Regions from separate parts of the Homo sapiens genome. Here region 2 is linked to region 1. A link is a loop called in an ENCODE intact Hi-C map of the cell type or tissue named here. Cell type or tissue: endothelial cell of umbilical vein. All regions are shown on one strand. Links, peaks and the distances in the headings refer to the core of each region. The heading gives the core; the rest is flanking DNA. Region 1 holds the start of LINC03063 (long intergenic non-protein coding RNA 3063). Region 2 has its middle 110 kb from the start of LINC03063.

Evidence for each region. Peaks named below come from ENCODE experiments on the same cell type or tissue, not always from the same donor. Only the 100,000 strongest peaks of a DNase experiment are listed, where the experiment ranks them.
Region 2: it touches region 1 in a loop (5-fold over the local background); 2 of 110 quality-filtered maps call a loop at or near these places.

The regions. Positions count from the first base shown.
Region 1 is chr2:37,554,023-37,570,669 of GRCh38, reverse strand. LINC03063 (long intergenic non-protein coding RNA 3063) reads right to left here and starts at 8,184. Exons shown (of 2, transcript NR_187223.1): 1 at 8,051-8,184. RefSeq lists cis regulatory regions at 8,041-8,399, 8,557-9,153 and an enhancer at 11,832-11,881. In endothelial cell of umbilical vein, for the core only: no CTCF peak of the experiment used is centred there; DNase peaks (open chromatin) are centred at 8,209 and 8,859; H3K27ac peaks cover 2,629 bases.
Region 2 is chr2:37,447,228-37,463,874 of GRCh38, reverse strand. No RefSeq gene overlaps it. Among named protein-coding and RNA genes, the nearest start is that of LINC03063, 110 kb to the left of the region's middle. In endothelial cell of umbilical vein, for the core only: no CTCF peak of the experiment used is centred there; a DNase peak (open chromatin) is centred at 8,614; H3K27ac peaks cover 3,649 bases.

The DNA.
Region 1 (16,647 bases), core at 5,887-10,886:
TAAACCAAGAACAAAACAACCTCAGTAGTAGAAAATGTCAGCTCTCACATGTCCACTGATCTTTGCCTCATCATCTAAGACTTTTTAGATTTTGTGTTGAAATACAGCTTCCCCTACCAACAGGTCTGCCCAATCATTTTTAGCCCAACTTTATAGTTAAGAGTTCAAAGTACAATATTCTTGCTTTCATGTATAAGCATTTATTTGATCACATGGGATTTACCACGTTTATTGTCAAACAATTGATCTTTTCTTCTTAAATTCCTCTAGGATTTCCATCTAGTTGATGTGGTTTTCATGTTTCTAACAGAAACAGCAAATAAGAACACAAGAGAGAAATGTTTGTATCTTGTTGAAATGTGGAGTATTCAGGGTTATCACTAAAAGGCATTTGAGACATGACCACACAGAAAAGAGAATCCAGGGAACTGTTTGGGAAGACAAATCACATTAAGGGTGTTTATTTGGATTTCTAAAATTTCCCTTTCTCTGGTTTTATTTACATTTCATTAATATGAAGTGATTCAACCTGAGTAACATTTTGTCCTACATAGCTTACTGATTTGACTTTTGCAAGCAGCCGGACACCAAGAGTGGCCCTAAACAAGTTCTTGGTTGATGCAAAGCTCCACACGTATTGAATCAGATAACTGTAAATGAAAATTGCCCTTTAAATGTAATCTCTCAAAATCACTAGAGTTCATTTCCCCTAGAGAAGCAGATAGCTTACGCACATTCCCTTAGGAAGGGGATCAAGTTTGTTACCTATAAAACTAAGAAGGCAGAACTGCTGTCAAGGGCAGGAGTTGAACTGTACAGTTTTAATTCCTAAACTGGACCCAATTCAATGGGCTTTGGTCTTGATCTTTTCCAATTTATGTTAACTAAGTCCTAATTAAGCAGAGTTCATTTTAAAGAAGTCAGATGCCAAGTCTTGTCTTTTCTACCTAGACTTTCAATATTGCAGAGCTTTTTCTTAATTAAGGTGAAGAATTCCTTTTGGCTTTCACAGGCAGAATTTTCCACTTGTTCCATTTAGAGTGCCAGTTGGCTTTCACGCTCTGCAACCATGTGCCTCTGGCACAGCTGGAAAATTTATGAACTTCTGTGGGATTAAAAAGGTGCTATATCCTTGGGAAACGTTCCTAATAACCTGAATTCCTATTTCTTCTCACCAGTGATCAATCTTTTCCAAGTAATAACTAGCAAGTGAGCAGTAAAGGCAGGGAACAATGAGATGTCAGCAGCAATGTTCCCAGAGAGATGTCCTCTCTCCCTAACCCCAGAGCTTGAATCCAACAAAGACTGATATGGGCAGTCTTTAGCCAGAGCTCTGGCTCCTATTTTGGTACCCAGGGGCAACTTGCAGATAAAGGAGAGATGGATCCTAGGCTGCCCTTATGGCTGCCTAGAATGTGATGGCTCAGTAGGAATGGCATCCCTTAAAGATTGCTAGGCACCAGAGCTAGAAGCAGAAGACCCAGTTCTAGATCCTCTTCTCCCACTGTATAATTATGAGACCTTGAAACAGCTCTCAGAATACTTCTCCAAGCCTTGGTTGTCTCACCTGTAAATAGAATATGACTAGACCACTGCTTCTCAAACTAAATGTGTAATGAAGGAACACATTTTTCCTTTCTTCCCCCCACCCCAATCTATTGTAGACTGTGTTTTTGTGAAATACAATAAAAAAATGAATTACCAGAAGAATGATGTTTGGAAGGTGCAGCAATGTCAAATTTCTATAAGAATTCTAAATGCTTACCCATACTTTCTGTACTTATCTGGCCAAAAAAAGGTAACAGTGTCTGGGCCAGCAGCAGTGCAAGGACCACACTTCGCAGAGCAATCAATCAGATGATATCTTAGGCACCTCCTGGCTCTCATAGTTTCCACTTCCTGTAGCCTGCCTGCCTCTCCACTAGATTTGCCCAAGCACCCAAATGCTAAGCTTGGTGACAAGACCAAAATTATGCTTCCGGGGTGACTTTGTCTGTTAGAGCTTCTTTTACAACATACTGTAAATTGGGTTACCTATAAACAACAAATATATTTCTCACAGTTCTAGAGGCTGAGAAGTCCAAGATCAGGATGCCAGAGGATTTGCCATCTGATGAGGGGCTTCTTCCTAGTTCACAGATGGCCGTCATCTCACTGTGTTCTCACATGGTGGAAGAAGTGAGGGCTCTCTAATTCCATTCAAGAGGGTTTCACCTTCATGCCCTAATCACCTCCAAGGGCTCCAAATACCATCATATTGGGGGTGAGAATTTTAATCTGTAAATTTGGGGTTGGGGTGGTGACACAAATATTCGGTCTGTAGTATGAAGTTGTCAACAAAGATCAAAATAACCCCTTGAACAACTAATAGTATTTCTATATCTGTGTTTCTTTCCCTATCAACCTCCCTGAACCATGATCTAGAATCCGAGCTCCACCACTTGGTATCAGGGGGCCAAAAGCAAGTTACTTAACTTCTCTGTGCCTCAGTTTTTTCATCTCTAAAATGAGAATAACATCTTCTTCATAGGGGTACTTTTGTTAAGTGTTTATTTTGATATAGTTTCAAACTTAGAGCTAGATTAGTACAAAGAAATCCTATTTCCTCATTTTTATTCTTTAATTTTTTTTTTGGAGACAGGGTCTCACTCTGTTGCCCAGGTTGGAGAGTGGTGGTACGATCTTGGCTCACTGAAGCCTCGACATTTGGGGCTCAAGCAATCCTCCCACCTCAGCATCCAGAGTAGCTGGGACCACAGGCACATGCCACCACATCCAGCTAATTTTTGTATTTTTTGTAGAGTTGGGCTTTCACCATTTGTCCAGACTAGTCTCAAACTTCCAGGCTCAAGTGACCCACCTGCGCATCACCTTCCCAAAGTGTTGGGATTGCAGGTGCGAGCCAATGCACCCAGCCCTATTTATTCTTTATTCACATTCCTCCTGTGTAGCATTTTCCCCACTTGCTTTCTCCTTCTCTTTCTTTCCCTCTCTCTGTTTTTTAAATTTTTTTTCTGAATGATTTGAGAGTAACTTGCATCCACCATGCTTATAGAATTGTTTTGAGGATTAAAGGAATTAATACATGGAAAATACTCAAAATGGTGCCTGGCTCACATAGTAAGCTCTCATAAAATAGTTCTCATGCTTGATTTTCAAAGGCCTTTCCAGACATGCAAAAGGAACCTCAAACTCTAGTGACTTGGGGGCCACTCCATGTGAAACCTCCAACAAACTGGAGGTCCACCCCTATGGCTTTGCCTTTCTCAGAGATTTATAGCTGATTCACTTATTTTCCAATGTGTTGGATTTGACCAACTTAAAACATATTTTCCATGCCATATGTAGCTAGCCTTGAACACTGGTATTAAATGTATCTGCTCTAAATTACTATATGTTATTAAATCCAAAGAACTCTGGGATTTTTCCTCCTTTTTTTGCAAAACTGCTATACTACTGTTAACATGGTATTAAATTGATCAGTAATGACTAGGAGGCCAAATCCTCACTGTGTTCTTTGGGAAAATGATAGGAACTCTGATTTCTAAGAAATTCAAGTATGACCTTAGAACAAAACTCCCCTAAGCAGCTCAAATGTCTCCTATCTCTGTTACCCAAAATGTCTCTGTCTCTGATTCAGAAACAAAATGCTGATTTACACAATGCCCCATCTAACCCTTGTGTTGGTTTAACTTTAAGCTGAACCAGAACTTTCGTCTCTCACATTCACCCTGGGTTCCTCTGCTTCCTCATTTCCTGCCTCATCCAGATCCTGCTGTGCTGAATTGAATTAAGTGTAGAAAAAATACTGATTCAGCTTCATCTTCATGTGCCCAGATTCAGCTGCAGAAAAGGACAGAAACACTACTTGGTCCACAGCAATTTTTAAAATCATTCCATGTGAGTCATATACCAAAAAGAAATCAAATCATGGAGGCATCTGGTGTCCAGAAAAGCCCACTTTTTTCTATGGCCAGAGTCTAGAAGGTCGGGTGACTCGCCCAGGGGACACGTTGCTCTTCATAGAACATTGGAACAAGGCCCATATGTCTTCCAGGCCCTCTTGCTCAAAATTACCATGTGATCAAAACAAATCCTATCGTTGTCCCAGCAGGGTTCATTGGTCTTATGAATTTGGGGACAGACAGTGCCTGGGGGAGGAAAAGGAAGCAAAGTAGATGCTTCTTCCATTCCAAGATGAATCACATATGTACAATTAGACCCAGTTTAGTTTCACATTACCCTTTCCTGGAGGAAACTATGAATATGGGACCCCCACATATATTCACAGCCCACACTGAATGCTCTGTTCCCTAGAAAACCTATAATCTATACTATACGACTTGATATTTGGTTAAGACATTTTTGCAGGACGTGTGTATCTGGTTCCCAGGACTAAGCTATCCAGTCCTAGAGAGCCAAGGTCATTGTGTTATACTTCTTAGTACCCTTCAGAGCAATCGCACAGTGTGCAACATACATAGTAGGTACAAAATGTATTTCTCTGGATTGGCTGATGTTTTATTTAAAAAAATGGGAATATTGACTGGGCATAGTGGCTCACGCCTGTAATCCTAGCAGTTTGGGAGGCCAAGGTGGGCAGATCACCTGAGGTCAAGGGTTTGAGACCAGCCTGGCCAACATGGTAAAACCCATCTCTACTAAAAATACAAAAATTAACCAGGCATGGTGGCTCATGCCTGTAAGCCCAGCTACTTGGGAGGCTGAGGCAGGAGAATTGCTTGAACCTGGGAGGTGGAAGTTGCAGTGAGCCAAGATTGTGCCACTGTACCCTAGCCTGTTTGAAAGAGCAAGACTCCGTCAAAAAAAAAAAAAAAAAAGGAAAAAATCAGTCATCCCACCCATCCCCACTGGCTAGTGGCAGATGTGCCTGCTCCTTGGCTGCAACATGGATATGCTTCCCTCCCAAAAAGAAACCAGTATCTCTGCTGCTGTCATAGACTCAGACACCTGCAGGGACAGTTCCCACTCACTGCATTCCACAAACCACTTGGTCTATACATTTTTCTACTATCACCATCTTCTTCCCAAAGAATTCAGATTGTTTACAGAGATGAGAAGACACACTGATACTCACCTGATTTATTTAAAAATCTAATGGATAGTTCCTTCAAAAGTTAAACATAGAGTTACCATTTATACTGCAATTTCTCTTCCAGGCATATACCCAGGAGAATGGAAAAACATATGCTCACACAAAAACCTGTGCATGAATAATTGTAGCAGCATTACTCATAAGAGCCAAAAAGTAGAAACAAGCCCAATGTCCATCAGCTGATGAATGGATAAACAAAATAGGGTCTATCCATATGATGGAATATTATTTGGCCATAAAAAGGAATAAAATATTGATACACGTGACAACATGGATGAACCTCAAAAACATTATTCTATGTCAATTAAGCCAAACACAAAATACCAATATTAGATAATTCCATTTACATGAAACTCCAGAATAGGCAAACCCATAGAGATAGAAAGTAGATTCATGTTGCCAGGGTTTGGGGGAAAATGACTGTTAATGAGTACAGGCTTTCCTTTTGGGGTGATGGAAAGGATATTCTGGAAAGAGAGTGATGGTTGCACATATCTACGAAAATACTAAAAACCACTGAATTGTACATTTTAACAGATGAAGTTTATGGTATGTGAATTATATGCCAATTTTTAAAAATTGATTAAGAAATAAAATAGGACACAAAACTTAAAGAACATTAAAAACTACGTTGTGAATTAAAATGAATCCCAGGGCCAATGCTGGCCTGTTGATTTTAGTGTTGCCAGAGCTGGACTTGCCTTTCTTTCTCTTTGTTTCACTCACATTTGGAACTGCAAACATAGGCTTTTCTAAAACACATTGTGTGCCTTTGCAGCTCACATCCAATGCCCAAATCGGGTCCGTCACCCAGGCTATTGGGCCTACTCTCAAGTGGGTTTTGATCTGGCCCTAATTCTATAGACAGTGTGAGCCTCGGGGATCTGGCTTCACCATTTCCACATTGTGAGTGGTGATCGTTTCTGTCAAAAATAATCATCTGTCTTTCATTGTAGTGCAGATGATACCCAAATGTTACCCTCATCCATCAAACTGTCAGGTTAATTGTTTATAAAACATCCGGAGCTGGTTGTCACAGAACATCAGCAAACTCAGACCAAATAAAACAGAATGCTCTGGTTGGATACAACCCCTGTGTGAAGCAGAGCCCTGATGACATTTATGGGAAACAAAGATTCACAAACACCTTCCTTAATCCAACGACCATCAGAAACCTAGGGGTGATGTTACCGTCCTGAGACACTGAGCAAAACTGCCCTCGAATAGCTTAGTTTTTCTCTTCCTAGAATGTTTTTCGATCATTTGAAAACTACTTCCAGTCCTAAAAGACTGAAGACAGGTAAAGTTTATGGTATGTGAATTATATATCAATGTTGGCTTTAAATTCAGCTTTTAATTTGGCTTTGTTGGCTTTAAATTTCTGCCATGGTCCAGCATGAAGATGGACAATGCAGTTTCCCTGCCTGCCTTTGCTGCAATCATGACTCTCAGACAAATATAAAAAGAATACTCATATATTTTATTTAACTTACTAATTAATAAGGTAAACAGTAAGATGTTAGGACTCATTTTTTAAAAAAATTTTGAGAATCTGGGTATCTATTTAAAAAAAATAACTGGTCCATGTCTTACCAGGCAAGAAACTTTTCAGGGATGATTCTTCCATGAGACAGAAATTTTTTGCAGCTTCTTTTGGAAAAAATCCACAAGTTAATCTTGTCTGCATAGTTTTAAAATAGGCAACCCATGGAAAATTAAACCTAGTACTTCACTGAAGAACACTCAGGACTCTCTTTTGGCTGTTTTGAAGTTTCTAGTAACTTCCTGAGAGGCCACTGCTGCCAGAACTAGGAACCAACTCAGGGAGGCTTGTGGGAACTAAGTCTTTACCACCTAGTGCTAAAAAATAAACGGAACGGTTTTTCGAAAAATACACAAAATTATCCTCAAAGCAGACGTGCAAAGGCCACTATCTCCCTCCTTCCCACAGCCCTCGGACACTCTGTGATCCAATTTCTTTACCTTAAATGTAACCCACTGTTGTTTAATGGGAAGAAGAAAGAGGAAAACAAACCTGCTAAGAAAGTGGACCAGACAAATCCAACTCAAGAATCCCCGCCCTACAAGTGTGCAGAATGAAAATACTCAAAGAGGTCTTCAACTATTTGGATGCCATGACTTCTTGAAACAGACAAATGCAATTTTGAGAGTAGTTTGAATGATTTTAGAACCTAGCAGGAATATTTGTCATAAGATAAAAAAGGCATCAACTCATTTCCCCTCCTGCCACCTCCATTCCCTGCTCTCCACCAGAGCTCCTCAAAGCTCAGGAAAGGAAGGCAAACAACAAAAAGAAACAACAACAACAAAATCAAGTTTCTAAAATTCTATTATTTATGGAAGGTAAAACTAATGACACAGCATAGTTGGGGTTTCTTACAGAATCAGTGTGCATTGCATAAGACTATTTTAAATTATGTCCTGACATGGTGGCTCATACCTGTAATCCCAGCACTTTGGGAGGCCGAGGTGGCTGGATCACTTGAGGTCAGCAGTTCGAGAACAGCCCGGCCAACATAGTGAAACCCCATCTCTACTAAAAATACAAAAGTTAGCTGGTTGTGATGGCGCATGCCTGTAATCCCAGGTACTCAGGAGGCTGAGGCAGGAGAATCACTTGAACCCGGGAGGTGGAGGTTGCAGTGAGCTGAGATCGTACCACTGCACTCCAGCCTGGGTTACAAAGTGAGACTCTGTCTCAAAAAAATAAAAAAGACTTTTAAATTATAATGAAATTTTATAGCTGTTGAATTTCTATTTTATAAATATATCTACTCTAAAGTAAAATTGTTTCTCTATAACACCTACAGGTCATATGTATGATTGTTAGGTTTATTTGCTGCTTAGTCCTTGATCAGAAATGCAACTCCCAAATATAATATAGTAGGCCCCCTTACCCATAGTTTCAGTTACCTGAGGTCAATTGTGGTCCAAAAATATTAAACGGAAAATTCCAGAAATAAATAATTCATGAATTTTAAATGGCATGCTGCTGTGAGTAGCTTGATGAAATCTCCAGCCTTCCTGCTCCGTCCCACCAAGGATGTGAATCATCCCTTTGTTCAGGGGATCCGTGCTGTCTGCCTCCCCACCCATTAGTCACTTTGTAGCCATCTAGATTATCAGATCAACTGTCACTGTACTGCAGTGCTTGTCTTGAGGAACCCTTATTTTACTCAATAATGGCCCCAAAGCACAAGAGTGATTATGGTAGCATACTGTTATAATTGTTGTATTTTATTAGTTTTTCATCTCTGTGCCTAATTTATAAATTAAACTTTATCATAGGTAGGTATGTATAGGAAAAAAACATAGCATATACAGGGTTGGGTACTATCCATGTTTCAAGCATTCACAGGGGGTCTTGGAATGTATCCCCCAGAGATGAGGGGGGACTACTGTATTCCTCATGTAGTATTTTTGTGAGACTATTCTTTTTGTGTTTTAGCATGAGGTTATCAGGAACTTGTCACTCCTGCATGGGCTCAGTTACATGGGGGAAAAATAATCCCAGAATTTCACTGGCCTCAAACAACAAAGCTATATTGCTCATTCATGCTACATGATCACCTCGGGTTGACAGGGACTCTACTTCCCTGGCCCTTACTCAGGGATTCAGGCCAATGCAGTAGCCACTATCACAAGCCTTTCTGGATATAACATCAGAAAGAAAGAAAGAAAGTGTGACTCATAGCACACTCATGCATAAAGTTTTCACCCAGGACTGACACCTGACACTTTCTCTCACGTTTCATTGGCCAAAGCAAGCCATGTGGCCATGCCTAATCTCAAAGAGGCAGGAAATGCAATCCTGAAGAAGAGAGATAAAATTCGTAACTAACACTAGTGACCACCAAAATTTGTTTTGGAAAATAGAGCCTCCTGTTTTTAAACAAGTTTTATTCTTTTAGCTACATTAAATTACCTATTAACCAGCCACATCTTGACGGTGTTAGAATTCTAAGGATGGATTTTAATCTATTAATTTAAACTTCCATTCATCTGAAACATCAACCAAATACAGATTTTTTGTGTGTGCCCTTTGTTTTAGGCAAAATGCCATAAAAATTAATAAGACAAAATCCTACAAACAGATCCCAGGTTGGGTAATTTGGTCTTGTGCCAGAAGGCACAGCTTTCTTTTCTGGAAAGGACCCAGGTTTGGGATTGGCTATAGTTCCTCTTTCCATAAAGTCTGAATCTGTCAACCTCCACAGCATAGAGGATTCATTTGTCACACCTGGCATGCATCTGAGGAATGAATTAACACTGGTGTTTTAAGGAAATTTCATTTTAGCAAATTTTGGTTAGCAGGTGATTTTGTGGTTTCAACTTTATTTCCATATAATTAATTTCCTACAGCCAGCTTAGAGTTGCTGAATCCAGACTTCAAAGCATAAAATCCCCCCGACATGGCATGGTTAGGTGCAGGTGGAACAAAAGTAGCCACTGCCAAGGATCTCAGGAGGTCAGAGGCCAGGTTCAAGGCCTTTGTGGAATGTGTACAGCAAGTGTCAGCTCGACAAGAGTCCAATAAGGAAAGAATGGTTCAGAGTCCACTCTGGCAAAAAACTGAAAATAATCTCCTCTAATCAAAAGGTCTTGAAAGAAGGTTACAGGAGCACTTGCTGTCAAATAATACAAAAAGCAAAAGTAAGCAGGTCGTATAATTCTAAGACGTGGATAGATGTAGAAAGCAAATACTTTCTACATAATAAAACTATTAACCAGATTAGGTTATTTCATTGCAGTTTCTGGATCTTTCAGTAACGTAATTGGCTCCTTCGTGTGTCAATGAGGATCCTGGCAGGAAAGAAACAGCACATTCAGCTGGGATTTTGAAGGACATTTTTAGTGGTGGGATCCTTCACAGAGGTGTGGCCAGGATTAAGGGAACCACGGCGGGTGTTGAGGAACCCAAAAACTACCAGCGGCAAGAAGCCACTACTATCACTAGGCCTAAAGAGGCAGGGGACAGGAAATAATATTATCAGAGCTTGGTAAGAGCAGCCACCATAGAAGAAGAAAGCCCTCCAGACTCTGTGACCATAGAGGAACATGGCTGCTCTTAAGACAGTGCCAGGGCAAGGGGGTGTGACAACAAGTGGCCATGTGACCTTCCTCCACTAGCCAAATCCAACTGCAAACCAAAGTGCAAGGGATCTTGGCAATAGAGTCCAGTGAGGCCAGTCTCTTGGGGCACAGAGCAGAGGAGGACAGAGAATGCATTGGGCTGGCTTACCACTTCACCTAATTAAAAGATGCCATCTGTAACTGTGTAAATGTTTTCTCTTTTCTCCTCTATTTTGTCAGGCTAGTTATGTTCTGTTTACTTTTTCCTAAGTACTCCCCCTCAGAGATTTCAATTCTCTTTACTTTCATTGCTGAATCCAAATAAACTCAATAGTAAGATAAGCTTCTTTCTCTTTGTTCTCTAAGGATATTACAAATTTATTACATATTTAATAACATCCCATATACAGCCAAGAAGGGAGCGATCTTAATTTATTTTTATGGTTTTATTTTATTTTATATTTTAATTTTGTTTTGAGACAAGGTTTCGCTCTATCACCCAGGCTGGAGTACAGTGGTGTGATCGTGGCTCACTGCAGCCTCAAACTCCCAGACTCAAGAGATCCTCCCACCTCAGCCTCCTGAGTAGCTGGGACTACAGGCACAAGCCACCATGCCTGGCTAATTTTTTTTAATTTTTTGTAGAGACAGGGATTCACCATGTTGCTGAAGCTGGTCTGGAACTCCTAGGCTCAAGCGACCCACCCATGTCAGCCTCCCAAAGTGCTGGTATTACAGGCTGGAGCCACTATGCTCAGCTATGGCTTTATTTTTTAGAGCAGTTTTAGGTTTACAGCAAAACTGAGCAGAAAGCACAGACAGTCCACATATACTCCCTGCCCCCACACATGCACAGCCTATCAAAACCCTACACCAGAGTGGTACATTTATTACAACTGATAGACCTGCATCAATTATCACCCAAAGCCCATAATTTTCACTGGGGTTCACTCTTGGTATTGTACAGTTTGTGGGTTTTGAAAAATTTATAATTACTTGTATCCATCATTATAGCATCATACAGAGAAGTTTCACTGCTTTAAACAACCTCTGTGCACACATTCATCCAGATTTTAATTTGTAAACATTATGTTAAAAATCCCAAGAGATTGTATCCTGAACTTTAAAGAATTCTGGTATGTTCCTGGTACAGAAACAAAATAAAGAATAATATAGTAAATTATTGCCTAAAATTATTGGAAAATGGAATGACATAGTTAGGAACATTGCTATAGACAGAATAACTAATCTACCAATTTTCAAAGACTTAAAATATATTTGTAACCAGCATGTCAAACAACACAGTTGGTGATATATCAAAACACAACTTTAAATATATCCTCAGTGGGGATGATTTTCCTCAGTACCTGAAAGAAAGCGCTGGCTTTTCTGGTCATTTTAAGTCACAAAAGGCAAGCTCAATTCACAAGCAGAAATTGGCTAGCCCCAAATATTAATATCTAAACTGAAGTTAGAGCAAAATCTTCTTTCCTTCCTCATCTGGGAGCTGCTTTAAGCAGACCACTTGTAGAAGGGCCCAGGGGTGTGGTTGCCACCTACTCACTTCCTCTTTGTTTCTTCTTTGCTGACCAGAGCCTCAGCCCCTCTGAGAGTGGTATGAGGGATGAAGGAAGGGAAAGAGGGCCAAGGGAAGTCTTCTTTGCTTATGGCTTTGCTCTTTTTGGGCCTGATACATGTTACAATCCATCATTTCTCTCATGGGTGCCTCTAAGAGCTCATCAGAGGCTCCTCTGCTGGGCTTCCTTGACATGAGTGACATGTTCTGTCCCCCTCGCTGCTGTTTCCCACTCTGTACTGGTTATTGAGTTGTCCACTCTACACAGACTCTTACCGTTAAAGCTTCCTCATTCCCCAGGGTGTCCTTTTGGATAGGAATTTGTATTCGTTAGCTATGGCTGGATAACAAATTACCATACTATTAATACTTAAGGCTTAAAACAATCAGCCAGGCCCAGTGGCTCATCCCTGTAATCCCAACACTTTGGAAGGCCAAGGCAGGAGGATCTCTTGAGGCTGGGAGTTTGAGACCAGCCTGGGCAACAGATCAGGGTCTCATTTCTAGTACTATATTTTAAAAAAATTAAAATTAGCTGGGTATGGTGGTACATGCCTATAGTCCCAGCTACTCAGTAGGCTGAGGTGGGAGGATCACTTGAGCCTGGGAGATCAAGGCTATAGTGAGCCATGATTGTGCCACTGCACTCCAGTTTGAGTGACAGGGCAAGACCATGTCTCAATAAACAAATAAATTAATTAATTAAATAAAACAATCCACACTTATTATCTCACAGTTTCTATAGGCCAAGAATCTAGGCCTGGCTTAGATACGTCCTCCGCTTCAGGGTCTCTTACAAAGCTGGGGCCACAGTCATCACAAGGCTGAACTGAAAAGGAGCTGCTTCCCAGTTCACTCACATAGTTGATATCAGGATTCAGCTCCTCACAGACTTCTGGACAGAGGGCCTTAGCTCCTCCTGGCTTTTGGCTGGAGGTCACCCTCAGTTCTTTGCCAGGTAGTCCTCTCCAACATGGCAGCTTGCTTCACCAAAGCATGCAAGCTGAGAAGGGAATAGAGTGCCCAGCAAGACAGAAATCACAGTCTTTTGTAACCTAACCATGAAAGAGACATCCCATCACTTTTATCATATTCTCTTGATTAGAAAGAAGCCACTAGGTCCAGCGTACACTCCAAGGGAGGAGATTGCACAAGGGCATGAATAACAGAAGACAGGAATCATGGTAGGCCATTTTTGAAAGCTGCCTATCACAGACTTAAAACAGTTTGGACTCATCTCTCTCTACATCTGGTCCACAGGAAACATTTGTGTTTACCGCCTACTGACAAATGCTGAGACAAAGTGACCACCTCCTTCTAGCTGCCACTGGCCTCCTTAGCTTTCCCAGGCACCAGTCCCTGACCCCTCCAACTGCAGTTCCCTGCAAGGGAGTATACAGAAAACTTGCCAAATGACCTCGTGAAATTCCCTCTCCTGCAACCTGACATTAGAAGACAGCCCCTCCACACCCCTCTTTTCCTGTAGGGAAGAGAGGTGGAAACTCACAGACAGCCATAATTCTCTCCCCAGAAAATCAGCTGATAATGTCCCCGCGTGTCTCCTCTTTCTTTACACTTTTATATTCTCAAAGTAAATTAAGCACTCAAGAGTTTCAAAGTTATGAAACTGTTCTTTGAGCATTCCTTTTGTAAAGTCTGCATATGACAATCTGTTTCACACCCACTTTGGTGTCTAATGTCTATCATATTGTTGCCTCACTTGAAATTGAGAGATGAAAAGACCCATTTTAGCATTTTCTACACGTTTAAAATAATCTTTTGATTACCCAGAAGGCTGTCACTAATTTATAGTATTTATCATTTTGATCATCCATTTTCATTTTCCTGGGAAAAACTGCATAGGAACCCAGTTTATGAAGAAATCAGTTTCACAATAAAATCATAGCTGTGAATGAATCACATAAAATCTATTAAAGTACACTAACATATCTTTCTGTTAATGCATTGATATAATTTTTAAGCTTTGTTTTGAAATGAGAACATCACCTTTTCTTTTTCTGATTTTCTCATTAGGCAGATTCTATAACAAAATCTCCTTGTCGAGAAAGAAAGGGATAGTGTGGAGTGACATACATATACCAGAGACAGGGGATTTTTGTCCAAGCTCATTTATACTAATGTCTGTAGTACACCCTTTGAAAGCACCTACTAAACCCATTTTATTTTCTAACTATTTTGGTTAGTTTCCAAGAATACTATTTCCTCTAACTTAAAATGCTCCATTATCAGTAGACTTGGATGTTTAATTTTGAAGTTCTAAGAGCCAGATTCTTGTTGTGTGTAACTGAGGAAGACATTCCTAGGAGAACATTATCCTGGTCCACAGAGTGACCGTATTTCATTTATTATTTCCAAGTCCTTTATCATCAATGTCATTAGGTTTGGCCAGAGACAAGGAGGTTAGAATTCCCCACCACCACCACGAGTATGAAACAAACTTAAAACGATGAAATATGCATTCTCTGGTTGTGAAGTAATGAGTTCCTGAGATGGAATAACCCAAGAAGTAGGTGTAGAGCAGACATCATCTAATCCAAAACTTGCAACCTGCTAATAGAGAACTAGAACAAAATACCAAAATGAGAGATCTGAATGAGAGGTCAAAAAATCAACATAAAAATTCCAAGAGACATAATCCCTAAAGCCTCAGTAAGACAAAGAAAGCAGCAGACAGGAGAGATCATTTCTCCAGGCAAGGGCATCCCAGACGCTACTCAAAGTAAGAGGCACCTGAAACTGTGAAGAAGGATCCACAGAAGTTCATTCCTCTCTGAAGGCTTCTCTGATGGCCCAGAAAGACATAGGTGTCCTCCTGTTGAGGATCTCCACAGAACTTATACTGAATTCCCCTATACCACTTTTCACAGTCAGAGGGAAGGCTTGTTCATGGGTCTTCCAATTTCTACTTTAAACAGCATAGCTTGAGGCCAAGGATGCCATGTTTCCATCTGTATATCTGCTACTTAATGCGTAGTGAATGTTCAACAACCACTTCTTAATGCGTATAAACGTTCAACAAGCATTTTTTGAATAAATAAGTGAATAAACAAATTGAAAATGAGGTAGTGGATAGTCCAAACAGCAAAGATCAAAGAGAAACTAGGTGAGAGGAGAGAAGTTTTAGTCAGTGCCCTCAGGGAGCAAAAGCCCATGGGTCTTTGGTTTCTACCCAACCACGGCCGCCAGCCTGGCATCTATTGCTCAAGTGTTTCTGCTCTAGCAACCTCAAAACTTAACTTCCTCCCCTGCTCTCAAGATCTAGACTTCTGCACATTCACCCTCCTTTTGCACGTGTTCAGTTGCCTGGCTCTTAATCTCATCTCCTCTATTTCCTCTCACCTCTTCTTTCTCAGATCAACACTCAAATACTCTTTATTCCCGAAACCTGATGTCTGAATCCCCCCCAACTCCCACATTTAGAACACTGCAACAGACTTCTTTCTTTCCCTACCAATACTCCTGTTATTCAGGAGCTCTTCTGTCCCTAGAACAAATAATCACCTACAGATGACAGGGCAAATTATCTTAGATGAGAAAGTCTGTCTTGAATATATTAGAGAAAGTGTTTCCACCAAAAGCAACTATAGGATGTGAATTACATAGTTGAATTTTTAAACTTCCCATTGGTCTTAAGAATTTGGGGGGTCTGCGAAGAAGAGTAAGGAGGAGGGGAGGGTTAGGAGAAGGGAATGAAGAGGAAGAAAAAGATGAAGGAGAAAGAAGAGATGGTAGAGGAGAAAGAAAAGGAGAAGAAACACTGCCTTGTTATGATAGGCAGCATAACTCTCTTCCCCAGAAACAACTCACAGAAAAGAGCCTAATTGCTCGATTCATTGGCTACTTCTCAGTCTGTAACTTACTTGTTACCCACCCCTTCCTGCAAGTCTCTTTCCTCGGCCTCCATGACATCTCTGGTTCTGACTGATTCTCAGTCATCTTTATGGTCCCCTCTTTCTAGCCACAGCCCTTATGTTTATTGTTCCTCAAGGTCCTCTTCTATGTGCTTTGCTATTCTCCCATCAACCCTTGGTTTCAGCCACTAGTGGGATGATGCTGATGATTTCAGAGGCCATGTCTTCAGCTCAGATCTCTTCTTTGTGATTTATGTATCCAGCAGCCTTTTGGATATTTCAACCTTCATGTGCCACAAGCACTTGGAATAAAACACACCAAACTCATCATTTACACCACTCCCAACTCTGTTTTTCTTGTGTAATTTATAATTGAGATTGGTACCACCAACAATCTTATTTCTCAAGTCAGAATCTGGCCTCATACCTCCCCCCATACACACATACTTACTTAACAAATTCCTGTTAATTTCACTGCCTACATTTGTCTTGAATCCTTCCAATTATTGCCTCCATTCCTTCTCCTAAGCTCCTGCAACATGGGTGCACCTACTCCTGAACCCTCCAGTTCTCCATGTGGCATTCTCCATGTGGCAGCTGTGATCTTTCTAAAAGCCAAACCTGATTGCATCCATGTCTTAATTAAAGGATTGTAATGTCTTTCCATTGTGCACTGTATAATGTCAGGTTTCTCTAATGCCATCTCAAAGGATTTTATCATCTGATCCTTGCTTATCTGTAGCCCTTTATGTTTCCTGTGCTCCAACGGCTGCTTTTAGTTGCCCAAATTTACCATGTTTTTCTCATATGCCAGCCTATCCCACGCTTTCCCTGAGCCCAGCACAGACAGGCACTGAAAAAAACTGTTGGATGAACAAATGTGTGAATATGAAAGAATCTATAATTGCTGGTGACTGATTTAAAACAAACGAACAAGCCAAAGAAACTAACCAAAAACCTCTGTAGCTCAATTTTTGCTTTTACCCAGG
Region 2 (16,647 bases), core at 6,599-11,598, 110 kb after region 1:
GTTTTCCCTCTAATATCAGAAAGAAGGCAAGGATGCATGCTCTTATCACTTCCATTCAAAGTTGTATTGGAGGTCCTGACCAATACAGTAAGGCAAGAAAAAGATAATAAAAGGCATACAGATTAGAAAGGAAAATATAAAACTTCCTTTATTCACAGATGACATGATTGTACATATTGAAACCCCTAAAGAATCCATAATAAAAACTATTGCAACTAATAGATGAATACAGCAAGGTTGCAAGATACAGGATTAATATAAAAACCATTTTTACCTCTGTATACTAGCACAATGAATAATTTCAAAAATGAAACTTAAAACAATGTTATTTACAATAGGATCAAAACATAAAATAAGCATAAATCTAACAAAAACTGTGTAAGAAATAAATGTTTAAAATCCTAAATAAATGAAGAGATATACTATGTTCATGAATCAAAAGATTCAACATTATAAATCGATAAATTTCCCTGAAGTGATCTATAGATACAATGGAATTCTAATAAAAATCCCAGGAAGCTTTTTAAAAGAAATTGACAGGGTGTTTTTGAAATTTATGGTGATATAATGCAAAGAACCAAGATTGGTAAAAGCAATTTTAGAAAGGAATTTGAGACTTTCTATAAAGCTACAGAAATGGAGACAGTGTGATATTTACATAAGGATAGACATATAAATAAATGGAACACAATAGGCAGTCAAAAAATATAACTACCCAATGGTAAATTGACTTTTAACAAGGATGTAGAGATAATTCAATAAGTAAAGGATAGTGTTTTCAACACAGTTCTTGAAAAACCAGATCCCATATTTTTAACAAATAAACCTTGACCCTTACCTCGCACTATAAACAAAAATTGATCATAGAAATTGAAGCTAAAACTGTAAGACTTCTAGAAAAATATGCAGAAGAAAATCTTTGTGACTATGGGGTAGGAAAGATTTTTTTAGACATAACAGATAAAAAGAACAAACCATAAAATGAAAAAGTATAAATGAAACATTATCAAAATTAATGACTTCTAGTCCAAAGATATCATAAAAGAATAAACAGGCAATCCACAGACTGGGAAAAAAAATATTCACCATATACATACCTACTGCAGGTCTTGTATTGAGACTATTTAAAGAACTATAATCCAACAGGAAAAATATGTTTTAAAATGCTTAATGGGCAGAAGATTTGAACAGATAGTTTACAAAAGGAGAAATATAAATGTCTAATAAATGAATGAAAATATGCTCAACATCCTGATCATCATGAAAATGTATATTTAAAGCACTACACACTGGATTATCTAAAATTGAAGACTGACATACCCAAGTACAGTGAGGATGTAAAGTTACAGAAACTTTCTTATGTTGTTGGTGAGAATGTAAAATGGAACAACCACTGTGGAAAACAGAATGACAGTTTCTCAGAAAGTTCAACATAAATTTCCCATATGGCCCAGCAATTCCACTCCTTAGTATTAATCCAGGAGAAATGAAAGGGTATGTCTACATAAGCATTTGTACATGAATATTCATACCAGCTTTATTCATAATAGCCAAAAACAATAAACAACCCAAATGTCTATCAACTGGAGAATGGATAAACAAATTACAGTATATTCATTCTATGGCATATTACTCAGAAATAATGTTGATTTACATTACATACAACAAAATGAGTGAATCTCAAAACTATTATGCCGACAAAAGAGTATATGCTGTCAGATTCCGTGAAAATCTAAAACAGGTAAAATTGATCAATAGTAACAGAAAACAACACAGAAATTGCCTGAGACCAAAGACAGCAAGGGTTTACTCCATAAGAGCACAAGGGAATTTTGGGGGTGATGAAGTATTCTGTGTTTTGACAGGGGTGGTTGTCACACGAGTGCAAACATTTATCAAAATTTATTAAACTGTATATTTAAGATGTGTTTATTTTATTGAATGTAAAGTATACCACAATATAACATTTTAAAGTAAAAAAAAATGATTTCACAGAAAGGTCAGTGTATATTTTACCATTCAAACTGGCATGCAACATTTTGAGATCACAGAATTTCCCGAAAGGACTATTGCCAGTTGGACTGTCTTTACTGTGATTATTTTTTCTTGAATAGAGCTATTCCTATGACAAATTGTATCCCCCAAAGATGGCACATGCTTTTCTACAATATTACCTTGATACTCCTCCCATCAAAAAGTAGGGTCAGTATCCATTTTCCTTATCTCTGAGTACACTGACTTGCTTAGAACCAACAGAATGCAACAGACGTAATACTACATGATTTCCAAGGCTGTTAGGAAAGTTGATGCCTCCCCCTAGTTCACTGGTGCACTAGCGCTGAAGCCCTGATTTATCATTTAACAGTCTACCTCCCCGAAGCCACCACGTTGTGAGGAAGCCCAAATTATCCCAAATGGAAAGATCACATGGAGATACCCTGAGACTACATGGAGAGAGAGAGAGAGATGCCAAGCCAGACCCAAGCTCCTATAGGTTCCTGCAGGAGACACACCCTTCCAGAACCACTCATCACAGCCCTTTACAACTTTCTAACCTACAAAAACTATGCAGTGATTTGATATGTAGTAAAAATAAATGGAACAACATCCCCAGCAACATCCTCAATAATACCATGCTTTATGCAGTGCTCAAAATTAATGGAAGGAGGAGGTGAAGGAGGAGGAGTAGAACCACTCCACTCCTTTGGGCATACCGCTTCTACACAGAAATCGACACACCTTCCTTTACTTCAAAGACTGACTAAATACATGCATTAAGTGACTCTCTGTTATCCTAGAAGAGTGGCATTAAATTATCCCCAGTGAGACAGCTTGGCCTTTTCATGGGGTGGGGAGGAGGTGGTGACAGATAAACTGTTAAACCCACAAGCATGATACACTCCTCTTTTTCTGTATCCTGGACTCACTCTGAGGCTTCTGGAAAAGGAATTTTACCAAAAGTGTATGGGCAAACCTAAGCTGAAGGACACTTCAGAAACACAGGCTTGTTTCTTTCTCAGTGAAGATTCATGATATACACTATGTAAGACATGGCACCAGACCAGAACTGGCCCAAACAAGGCTTTGAAAAATAATTCCTACTCAAAACACATCAATCTTGATGCATCAGCATTTTGACAAGACAAGATGAACTTCAGGGAGGCCTACCGACTGGCAGGCATAAGTCCCACCATGGCAGATAGTGGGCAAACTGCCTTTAACTCTGATCAAAATCCACCCATCCATGTCTGCTAGGCAGCAAGCATGAAATGACGAAATAAGTTGAAGCAAAGCAAAAATAGGGCCACAAAGAAGCATACACACTCACACACACACACACACACACACACACACACACACAGACACACACACACAGACCTTTCTCACTCACTAGTCAGGGAAAGAGTGCAAACAGAAACTAAGTATGTGCATGTGTTTAGTTTAAAGTGGGAGTTTATTTTCCAGTTTCCATGGGAAATAATTGAGCTAATATTATCTTCCCAAAGTAAATACCTTTATGCAAAACTCCCTCAAACTGATCCCAGGCCAAGATTCCTGCTGCAACCTCCTTTTGCCCTCTCACCTCCAAATTCTCACACTGTGGTCTAAAGCACAGAGGATTACTAACAGAGAGGCATGGCCTTGCTTCTTCCCCCAGCTCTTCTGAAAGTTGAATTGCAGAGTCTTTTGTATCCCTCTTGCCAGATCCTACTGCTTGAGATGGGAGATAAAATCTAATGGGAAACCAGAAATGTGAGGACCCCTGGAATCTGACTTTTTCAGTTCCTCTTGGCCATGGACACTTTATCCAGATCCTTACTGGGTCTTTTCTGGAATTATGTTAAGCCAAGAGGTCTGGAGTTTGTTTTTGCTTGTATTTCTGTGGAGCCCTGTGAGTTTTTGTGTCGCCGTGTTTTTAACAGTATTTGCCTATATATTGTCTGTTAGGTTCTGTTTGCTTGCCTCAGTAAAGGGCCATTATTAATATCCTACTCATCAACCACTCTCTCCTTCATCAACACCACCAATGACCTTTTACTATCATCTGCCTAATCTGAAAAGAACCAGATACTTCAAATGTCAATGTAATGATCACTATGTATTTTTTATCAACAAAGTCTACATTTTCTAGGCACTATCCTTTTGGGAGATGCAGTAAGCTCCTGACATTTTGAGGGGACAGGTCCAGAGACCTTCTCCAACCCCCAAATCTCAGACACAGGAATGTTTATACAGGCCTCTGGCTCTGAGACAAGAGGCCTGAATTTCCTTTGTATGTCATCACTCTAACCACATGCTGACCCAGATAAATGCATATAAATGGAGAAAACATGAGCAACTATAGACTCATACACATTTATTAAATTACTGAAGATAAGTATGAAGGGAGACCTTGAGAGGAATCTGAGATTTCTGCTCTTAACAGGAATTAAGCTCATGCATATTAAAGATCAGTTGTTGAAATCATTAGGCTAATTACAGAACCATTACTAAGAATTTTTATCATTACAAAGTGCATATTCTGTTTTTGCTCAGTGTAGTCACTGGAGATGAATTCTAGACTTACTACAAATCTGGAAGCCCTTATGTGTCATTAGAACATAAATGTCATAACACCATACATATCACCCAATGGATACACTTGCAAAGACTGAAAGTCGAATTGCAGTTGAAAGTATTTCAGAAAGTATTCAGAAGGTGATAAGGAAAAATTGTACTCAACCAAAATGTCCAACAAAGGCAAAGCAATAAGAAAAGACTTGTTCTTCTATTTCCTGAACTATAATGCAAATACTGAAATTATTAGCATGTAATCATTGCATTGTAGATGCCACTGACCCAAGGGCCCTGGGTTTGTTAGGGGCCATTACCCCATTCACTTGGCTCGAACCCTCATCCAGGAAATCATCCTGCTGGATAACTAGGCACACCCTGCTTGCAGGCACTGATTCTATGTGTTCATCTATTCAGCAAGTGTCCAGCATGTTGGTACTGGAATGCTAATCTCATGACCGAGCTTAGTCAAGAAATAGCCTTCTTAATATGATAGCCACCATCTACAATGATTTACTGACAATTTTTGGCTTAAAATCCCACCTCTACCACTGGTTGTGTAACTTTGGGAAAGACAATTAACCTGACTACTGTTTAGTTTCCTTATTTGCAAATAGAGATAACACCTCTCTTAAAAGTTATTATGAGGATAAAATAGCACTTTGGGAGGCTGAGGCAGGAAGATCACTTGAGCCCAGGAATTTGAGACCAGCCTGGGCAACATAGTGAGACCTCATCTCTACAAAAATAAAAATAAATCAGCTGGGCGTGGTGGCGCTTGCCTGTGGTTCCAGCTACTCAGGAGGCTGAGGTGGGAGGATTGCTTGAGACCAGGAGGTCAGGACTGCAGTGAGCTGTGAACATGTCACTGCACTCCAGCCTGGGCAACAGAGCAAGACTCTGTCTTTAAAAAATAATAATAAGATATGTAAAGTGTATGGCACAGAGGTAAGTCTCTATTGACAGGTATTATTGTTTGTCTTGTCACTTGAACGTAAAGCCGTTGTGTCTGCCTGTCATTCAACTATTCACAAGCATACAAGATTAAAGGCAATTTGCAAGCATAAGAAACACACTGTTTCTCTTCCTTAGATATTTATAATTCATGGTGGAGATTATAAGATCTCCTTTTCCAATGCAAAATTTCAACTAAGACCTTCTATGTGCTTCACATCTCCTTAAACCAGGGTCCTGAGATGTGCCACGTGTCATGTCATTACACATGGAGAAAGGAATATTTTTCAAAAACCAATTACATACTAGCCACTGTTTAAGGCATATATATACTCTTTCACATTGCTATACCCATTTTGAAAATGAAGAAACAGAGGCTTAAAATGCTTAAGTAACTTGCCCTGGATCCCAACAAAGTAAATGACAGAACAGGATTCGTATTTGGGCCAGTTCAACTCCAAAGACCATGCGTTTTTTGTTATGTTCAGCTGCCAAGTGTAGTTTCTTACCACAATGTCATGAACTATTGTTACAAGAAAATGAGACCGCTGTTTACTATCTGTTGTGGCCAGGTTTTAAATCGAGCCTGAGGATATAAAACTTATGACCTCTAAGTCTCAAATAAAAACCCACTTGAATTAAAACAAAACAAGGGAAAATGCCTTAGTAATAATATTTGAAAAATCTTCAGAATGTGAGATATCAATTGGCTTTGTTTAGTGGAATGTCCCTGCACAGAGATGGATGGACTTCGTGGGTGTCAGAGCCGTCAGTGGAATTCGTGGGTCTAGCGCGATATGTTCTCTCTTCCTGGTCATCAAGCCATAGTTCAAATTTGCCATGATTATCCCTTGCTATGGCTTGTAAACTTACATCCCAGCAAGATTACAAATTCTGACTAGGCTTAATTTTAAATGGAAGAAGAAATTAGTTTCATTCTTTCAGTATATGAGTCATGTAGGCGAAGAAAACTGTCCCTGGCAGTGTCTTTTCCAGTTCCACAATGCTCTGACAATGCACACTTCTCCAAAGAATCGCTACCCAAGGCTGAGCCCCAGAGGGTGCCACGTGTCAAGGGCTACGTCTTAACCCATCCCCTGGTGCAGCACTTGGCATGGAGGAGCTGTTCAATAAATATTGTTCAATGAACAAATGAATGAAATCCTGTCTGCCTTAAAAAGCAAGAAAACAATATCATTCCTTCCTGATTTCCTTATAGCAAGTCTGGCCTTTGTTTCTACCTAAACCTTCTGCCTACTAACAGACCCCTCCCAGCTCACAGGCCAAATGCAGTCTCAGGCTTTCATCTCTAAGGTCATGATACCTTCTATCCCACAGGTCTTGAGAGAATCAAATTGGATGAGGCTGTAGAAGCCTGGGAATCACAGCATATGCCCCACCCCCTTGAAAACGGGGCAGACGGAATGTGTCCAATTTTCATCCTTGGCAACATGTTGAGATCGCTTGAGGAGCTTTCAAAAACTAGAGACCCTAAGTCCCACTCCAGTTAAATCAGAATCTCTGGGGATAAGGTGAGCATTAATAGTATTTAAATGTCCCCCTAGTAATTTGAATGTGCAGCAAAGATTGAAGATCACAAGGCTGGAGGAAGCCAGGAAGTGGGCACATCAGCCCCACACAGGCAGGAAGAAGCATTTGCTGTGCTCCTTGATTGGGAGGGTAAGAAGACAGGAAGCCCAACATGTAACGGCAGCTGCTGCTGTTGGGCAAAATGCCCTTCCCAGCCCTGTAAGTCCTGGCTGCTGCCTTGGCTACCTCTACCACCTCCTTCCTACTTCTCTAAATGGTCCTGGAGCAGGCTGCAGTCTCATCCTGGATAGGGCAATGGGGACCTGCCCCAGGCACCCAATTCTTTTTAAACAGAACTAGCTTCCAGGTCATGATCTCCTTACAACTGAAGATTCCAAGTGACAAGACCTAAATGGGTACAGATGGACTGTGCATAAGCCCAAGGAGAGCACTGTAGAAAGGACTGCATGTCAGCAAGTCCTAAAGATAAGCTGGGAAAGGAAGAGTAGCCAGAGACCCAAAATGTCAGACCTGTTTATGTCTTCAATGTTAAGAGGGAGTCACAGATTCATCACATTGGGAGAAAATGCCTCATAGATCTAATATGGTGAAGGAAATACACAAGCACACACACACACACACACACACACACACACACACACAGACACACCCGATTTATTGGCTGAAGCCCCAAGTACATAGCCCAACTCTTATGCGTTGAGTGTCTGTGTTCGCCAAAAATTCCTATTTTGAAGCCCTAACCTCTCAGCACGGCTCTATTTGGACATGGGGCCTCCCTGGAAGTAAAGTTAAATAAGATCAAAAAGATGGGGCTCTGGTCACATAGGATTAATGTCCCTATAAGAAGAGATACTAGAGAGCTTGCTCACTGTCTCTCCTTCTCCACCATGTGAGGACACAAACAGAAGGTAGCCATCTGCAAGCCAGGAAGAGAACCCTTACCTGGAACCAGCTCCATATGACCTTGATCTGGGACTTTTGGCCTCCAGAACTGTAAAAAAATACATTTTTATTGTTTAAGTAACCCAGTCTGTCTTATTTTATCACAACAGTTCAAGCAGACTATGACACCAACCTTAGACAAATCACAACATCTTTGAGCCTGAGTTTCTTCATCAATAAGAGAAAGATAAATCCTACCTGTTCATAAACATCAAATGAGATCACGTATGTTTAAGGGTTTTGCAAACAATAGAGTATTAAGTAGGCATTAAATCATTCATTAATCTCTACCTCTGTGCTCTCATACTTTAATCCCTCTGCTAGCTGAGCATTTACCACATTGTATTAGATTGAATTGTTTATATGTCTCTTCTGTCAGGTTTTAAATCCTTATGGCCAGGCGCCAAGTCTCTTTCATCTTTGTAGCCCCATGTCAAAACACACAGTCACTGCTCAAGAAAGGCTTATTGAACAATCCCAAGGTAGCACTGGATATGCTTTCTCTGTGTCCCATAACATCCTCCCATATACTTTGATCACTTAGCATCAGGTATTAGAGTTATTAGCTTTTGTGTTTTTCCTACTGTCCTGTAAGCTCCCAAATGGTAGAGACTGCTTGTTATCATTACTATATCCCTAGCAACTAGTACAGAGCTTGGTACCTGGTAGGAACTTAATGAATGTTGATGAAAAGAAGGGAAATGATTCCTTTCCTGAGGAATTTGCATTGTTGAATTTCATTGTTCAAAGCTGTCCTGTATTTGATTCATCATTTCCAACGGAACAAACTGAAGCTCTCCATTTTACCAAGTCTTTTTTCAAATGGCTCCTAAAAGGTCCTAGCTCTTTTATCCTATTATAGCTGGCAAAGTATCTGAATGCATCATTTTATTGTGCAAGTCAATATCATCCCCCAGAGAACCAAGACTGGTCATTTACGCCAACAGTAGTTGCTATGCAACCACTCTCCAAGCCTTGGTTGAAAGATCCAGAGCCGAGGCAGTGATTTTTCCCACCTGGAAAGGACTAGAATTTCTAAGGGAAAAAACACACCATTATGCAGAGTCACTTAATCTTTTTACAAAAGAAAATTTGACCACATCAAAAAAGCATATTTTCTAGATTTCCTAGACTATGCATATATAGCCTTTATATAAATAGACATGTATATTTAGCCACTGGAACCCAAACGCACATATACTACATATACACTAATATAATTTATAAATATTTGTATATTTATAAATATGTAGATATGTTTATTAAAGAGTAAACACTCTTTTTATTCCAAAGATGTTCCACGAGAATTAACCATTTTATTTCTTTTAACAGAAGTAAACTTGTAAAATGAATTTCTATTTTCTCATGGCAAAAACTTTTTTTTCGGAAAATAAGGGGAAATTTAAAGAAGAAAATAGAGAAGCCTGTGTCAAATAGCTTAGATCAAACCACTGTTAGCATTTGCTATGTAGCCTTCCAGATGTTTATATATAAGAATATTTACATATTTAAAGTACAAAAATGGGAACATATTATATCCAAAGTTTGGATACCTCCTTTCTTTAAAACTTAGCATGCCATGAATGAGAACACATGGCCACAGGAAGGGGAACATCACACTCTGGGGACTGTTGTGGGGTGCGGGGAAGGGGGAGGGATAGCACTGGGAGATATACCTAATGCTAAATGACGAATTAATGGGTGCAGCACACCAGCATGGCACATGTATACATATGTAACTAACCAACACATTGTGCACATGTACCCTAAAACTTAAAGTATAATAATAAAAAAAAACCTTAGCATGCCATGGATGTCTTTCCAAGTCAACATATAGTCATATCATCTTAAAGGCTGCATTGCATGCCATTGCTTAAATATATCATAATGTATTTAATTATTTTCCTGTTGTGTCCATTTTTTCACCATTATAAATAATAAGCATCTTCATGTACACTTCTTTGAAAACTCATCTGATAGTTTCAGTAAGATTAATTCATGCATCACGTCAAAGATTATGCACTTATTTGAAGCCTTTTAGAACACTGACAAGTAAATAATCTAATATTAAGCATTTGTTCCAAAAAGCTAGATTTTCGGTCAATACAGATTTAGTCAAATTTTGACATAATTTAAAATTTTTTAAAAAAAGAATTTAGGCCGGGTGCGGTGGCTCAAGCCTGTAATCACAGCCCTTTGGGAGGCCAAGGTGGGCGGATCACCTGAGGTTAGGAGTTCGAGACCAGCCTGGCCAACATGGCAAAACCCCGTCTTTACTAAAAAAAAAAAAAAAAAAAAGATACAAAAATTAGCAGGGCGTGGTGGTGCGCATCTGTAGTCCCAGCTACACGGGAGGATGAGGCAGAAGAATCGCTTGAACCCAGGAGGTGGAGGTTGCAGTGAACTGGGATTGCACCATTGCACTCCAGACTGGGTAACAACAGTGAGACTCCATCACAAAAAAAAAAAAAAAAACAGAATCCAAGGTTTGTGAGGACACATTATAACAGAATAATTTGAAGTTTCTCCTCTTGTTTTGCCGTATAATCATTCATTCTATACCCTGCTACCGTTTGCCACACAAACCAAGTTGTCTTTCTTGGCTCCCTGTACTTCCTGCCTTCACTTCTCATAGCTCCTCCCCCTTAGCCTTTCCTGTTATCAGCAACATTTTAAAATTGACTACTGATGACTCCACCCAGGCTCACAGCTAAGCCTGAGGAATAGCTTCAGAATTTCCATGTGGGATCTGGGGTGGGTTCATGATTTATACCCATATGAAAGCTGGATGTCCCCAAAACATTCAATTGGAAGTATATTGACAGCTGCCTTTCAAAAGATGTGTTAATTTCTGTTAAAATTTACTTATTCATTATGGAAAGCAGTTAAGATCAGTTTCCACCACTTGCAACCTCGTCTGGTTCTTCAAAGTCAACATACACTCTTTTGCCATGGTAATCGTCCTAAATATGCAACTTTGATCTTTTTTTTTTTTCTTTTTGGAGACAGGGTCTTGCTGTATTGCCCAGGTTGGAGTGCAGTGGTGTGTTCATGGCTCCCTGCAGCCTCAAACTCCTGGGCACAATCAACTCTCTCTCACTTCAACCTCCTGAGTACTTGGGACTACAGGTGCGCCACCATACCCGGCTAAATTTTTTTGTATTTTGTAGAGATGGGCTGGATTTCAGATCCTATTCAAAACACTAAGCCTTCCAACACATATAAAACCCAAGCTCCTAGGAATGACATTCAAGGTCCCTCCAATCTCACCCCAAACCAATCGCATTCCTATACCAGGCTATCTGCCATTCCGTGAATACATATTTCTACTTCATACATTTGCCCATACTGCTCCTATTTCCCTGCCTTTTCCACTTTCCAGCACATTTTTAACTTGCCCCAAAAGCCATCCATTCTTCAAAATTTCTTTCTTATGTCCCTTCCTTTTAGAAACCTTCTCCAATTCCTGCAAAGTAGAATCTCTTCAAGGAACCAGAATTGAGAAATACCCAGAGTATCCAGGACCAGGTGGCAGAGGTCTGGGTCCACATTAGCTAATAGCATCTGAAAGTTCACTGCTTTGGAAATGATAAGCAGTAGTCTACTGCATTAAAGTCATTCTCAGTCAGACATGGTGGTGTGCGCCTGTAGTCCCAGTCACTTGTGAGGCCAAGGCGGGAGGGTAGCTTGAGCCTAGGAGTTGGAGACCAGCCTGGGCAACATAACAAGACCTCATCGCTTTGAAAAAAAAAAAAAAAAAAAAAAAGTCAAACAACAGAAACTAATAATGTCAAATGAAATGAAATTAAGCAAGAGAGAGGATATTAAGACTACAGGAGTATTTCTCAACCCCTTCTATCTCCTGATAACCACCAACAGTGCCTGACCAAAAAAGTAGGGGCAAAGTGTTAACCCCCCAGGTGGTGCCAGAACCCTCACTTCCATGCACTTCCCAGATCCCCTCCCTATTCCTTCACTCCCTCTCAATCCTGAGAAGCTGAATATACAAAGGGACAATGGCTAGAATATATACATAAATAAAACCGTAGGCCGGCGCAGTGGCTCACGCCTGTAATCCCAGCACTTTGGAAGGCCGAGGCAGGTGGATCACGAGGTCAGGAGTTCAAGATCAGCCTGGCCAAGATGGTAAAACCCCACGTCTACTAAAAATACAAAAATTAGCCGGGCAAGGTGACAGGAGCTTGTAATCCCAGCTACTCGGGAGGCTGAGACAGAAGAATCCCTTCAACCAGGGTGGCAGAGGTTGCAGTGAGCCGAGATCGAGCCACTGCACTCCAGCCTGGGCAACAGAGTGGGACTGTGTCTCAAAAAGCAACCACAACAACAACAACAAAACTGTAACCCATAACCTGCAGCAACCAGTGCAGGAAGCCAACCTACTCTTTGTAGTAACCAGTCCAGAAAGCCAGACAATAATCCCTATAGCAATTGATCCAAAAGGGCCAGGACTCGACACTTGATACTCACTGCTTCCCTCATTTTTGTTCCCACTTCCAATTTAGGACCAGCTGGAGAAAACCAAATAAGCACCCTTAACTAATCACATGGGATGCCCACTTCAGTTAGCCCACCTGTAACTTCCCCATGCTAATAGCCTCATCAAGGTGTACTTAAGGTCTTCGCCTTGTTCTACCATGAAACTTTCCTGCTCCTCTGCCTGCCTTGGAGTCTCTGCCAAATATGAGTGATGGTGACTGACTCCCTCATGAGAGCGAGTTATGTGTAAGTAGCCTTTGCTTGTTCTAATTTGAGGGGTCTTCATTTATTTTCACAATCCTAACCTAAGCCCTGGAGCTGAAAGGTGACTCAAAAAAAGTGTTCTAATAAACACATTTAATGATTTTGATTCAACTTGCAGTAAGTGGATCATTGTGACCAAAACTCAGTCCTTTTTCATTTGAAATGTTAAAGCACAGGAAGTTAGTGTAGCAACCCAGAGAGTCCTAGATTAGAAAAGCCTGGGCCCCCTAACTGGAAAGGCAAGTCCCCTCTGGCTCTGCCATTAACTTGCTTTATAATTTCAGGCATAAGATCTTAACGTCTCTATGTTTTACTGTCTTATATATATATAATGGAGATAAATCCTATGTTTGCTCACAGGCTTGGTATAAGAATAAGATAGAACTAGGCACCATGGCTCACATGTATGACCTCAACACTGTGGGAGGTCAAGGCAGGAGGATTACTTGAGCTGAAGAGTTTGAGACTAGCCTGGACAACATAGCAAGACCCTCAACTCTACAAAAAGTAAATAGCCAAGCACAGTGGCATGCACCTGTAGACCCAACTACTAAGGAGGATTGCCTGAGCTTAGGAGTTCGAGGCGGCAGAGAGCTATGATCATGTCGCAGCCCTCTAGCCTGGTCAAGAGTGAGACCTTGTCAAAAAAAAAAAAAAAAAAAGCGAGAGTAAGAGTACAATATTCAACTATGCTTTAAAATGGTTCCTAATTGTGAAAACATAAGATGTTATCTCAGAAACATGCAGCCTTTCTTCCAACACCCCTTGGTGCCTCAGACATGGAAGAGATCAAATAGGGATAAAGGAGGCAAAAAAAGATTGGCTCCAGGTACATTAGCCGGATGCAGTGAGCAAGCACGAGCTGCCCAGCCACTGGAGCTAGTTCCTGGTCATGTTATTCTATGCTTTCAAACTCCCACACACACTCCATCCTCCGCCAAAATACATAAACCTCTTTGAATTACACTCCTTCTCTTATAGGAGCAATTGACTACAGTTGGATGTGATATGCCTTTGTTTGTTTTAATTTACGGATAACCAGGAATGCTACCCTGCCTCTTTTTTTCAAACACCCACCATCCCATCAGAGGTCCTCTTCTGGGGTCTTAGTTTTCTGGTAATTTTTTTTTTTTTTTTTTTTACTAAGAATAGTTGTGGTTAGAGGCAGCTCCAAGCACAGCCCCCAGTCGTAAGGCTCATTAAGAACATTCTCCAACGTTCAGACTACAGCAGTAAATCACCAGCTCCAAGAAGGGGAGGCAGGGCGTGGATGGCAACTAGAGATCCTTCAGCTGGCGTCCAGGAAGGAAGGCTGCCTGGGTCTCATTCCAGGATGACAGCCCTTATAAAGGTGAAAGGTTTGAGGGATATAAGAAGGAAAATACTGAGACCTATAAACACACTTTTCATCTCTCAGCCAACACCTGTTATTTTGCAAACTTTGTAAGCGGTCTAAGGAAAGAACCAGCTCTGCTCAAAGATTTCTCAGAAAAGCATTTCAGCTTAGCATTTGTTACTTAAAATCCCCAAGAACGACTTCTGTCACACCCACCTCCCATTAGAAGGTAGCTTTTGACTGAAGTAACCCCAAGAAGGACAAGTTACAGGCTAACATCTCAACCCTAAATACAAAACGGAACCACTTTTGTTTTTCCTGACTTCAGTATCAATAGAAGTCTATACTTCCAGGACTGGCATTTTCCAAAGTTGTTAATATACAGATACCCAAAATCAAGAGAATGAGAGTGTGTGAGTTTGGGGAAAGTTGACAGATTCCTTCTCTTGGTCAGAGTGCATATTAGCATGCTAAAGTTTCTGAGAAGTCCTGCATTGAAGAAACAGGTTTATGTAAAATACAGCATTTTCCAAATTTGCTTTACCACAGAACCCTTTTTTTGTTCCTAACGCCTATTAATATTCTGCAGAAAACATTGCCCCCAGAAAAGAAAAGCCTGCATTTGGCCATTTCGATTTTGTTTGGTTTGAAGATAAAGGCAAATTTGCCTCCAAAGAAAATCTTCTCAGTGCATGAGTCCTCACTAGAGTGATGCTGACATTTCCGTGAACCCCAGGCCCTGGATCAGGAACAAGTGTTGGTTACTCTCAATGACTCTCCTTGCCCCCACCTCCCACCTTCTACCACCTCTCAGTTCTCTTCTGCCACATCTCCCCAGTGAAGACCAGCTGATAGCTTCACAGAGCCCATGTGGCACAGAGTAAAACAATTTAAATGGATACCAGCCAAAGAAATCTGTGAAGCAGATGATAATGTCAAATATACATTCAGAGCATTTTTATGTGGTTCTTAAATGGAAAGAAGGATTTCTCTTCCTTCAATCCTTCCGTTCATAATTTTTAACAAATGGGCTTCTTGGAATATGCAAATTTAGGGATGGAAGGAAAAGATCCATATATGGAACTCAAGTTTTAATTAAAGAGAGCATCCACAAAAATAAAAGCTCCAGGTCATTTGCAAGACCCAGCTGAGGAATGATTTTCTGTCTATCCATGGAAAACTATTCACAATGTATTGTTGCATGAAAAAGCAAGTTCCAAAACCATATACACAGAGTGATTCATTTTGTAAATGCAATTGACTCAATGTTTGTTGAAAGATAAATATGCATTAAAAGGAGACTCTAAGAATTTATATCAAATTGACAGTGATGATCTCTGAGCGAAAGTGTTTTCTTTTCTCATATAAAATGACATTTTATATTTTCTCATATAAAAGTTAAAATGAAAATTTTAACTTTTCTCATATAAAATGATATTTTACAATAAAAAATAATATTTTGGAAATGTTCTAGTCTACCACTTGTGTTATCTGCAGAGAAATATCCAAGGATGGAGGAAGCACTTTTCCTCATGAAGAGGAAGGATCATGAGGCCAGACTGTGTGGACAGTGAGTAGCCAAGAGCAGGACAACGTCCTCCACAGCACTTAGTGCAGGCTTTTGCACACAGCAGGCATCAAGCACTTGCCATAAGACAAGCTAAACTATAAGGTAACAGCAGCAAGTCATGATTCTAAATACTGGGGACAACCAGTACATTCAAAGTGAGAGTAGCCAATAAGTATAGAGAGGTTACAAATAAGATCCCAGATCCAAATAGTCAATACAAAACCACCCCCAGCCCTGACATCCTCCTCCACCCATACCCACACACCTACTTATTAGCTGGAAGTCCAGTACCTTTTTGAATTTCCTTTTCCCAACCAGTTCAAAGAATTTTCAGGGCTGTAACCCAAATGTCCACCAATTGGTGGGTCTTTGGATCAATTCCCCTAGAAGTCATAAAGAAAGGTGGAGATTGTCACATATACGATATGGTCTCCACCTGCCTTCTGCCTCCCTGCCCTGTTGACCATTTTTACTCCATCACCCACAGGCCACTAACCCCTCCAGGCCAAGTAGTCTCCTCTAAGCTATGTAGCTCGGCTGCTCTCCATCTCTAGCCAGTTGGACAACACCTGCTGCCTCTCATCAGAACTCTTGCAGAAGAGCCTGCCACAGCAGAGCTGCTGAACCCCTCTGGTTCTCTCCTCTGTACAAAGCCCCGTTCCCCATAGAGTGGATAGAGTGGGCAGGCATTGCAGAGCTGGGAAGGGGGCCTGGTGGTTGTGCAAGGGGATTTGGGGACTAAAGGCCATGTTGGGTTGATAAGCACAGCCTCACGTCCTATCTGAACTCTAATATTTAGCCCCTGCTGCTCAGTTCGGCTCAACCTGCCAAAATTCTTCCTCACAAAAAGAGATTTTTTTTCTAAATAAATGTTTTGTCTCTGTCTTCATTCTGGCTTCCTTTAGACCCACCCACCACCCCCCCACCCCCCCGCCACCGCCCGCCGCCCCGCAAGTACCTCAGAAAGTGCAGTACATAT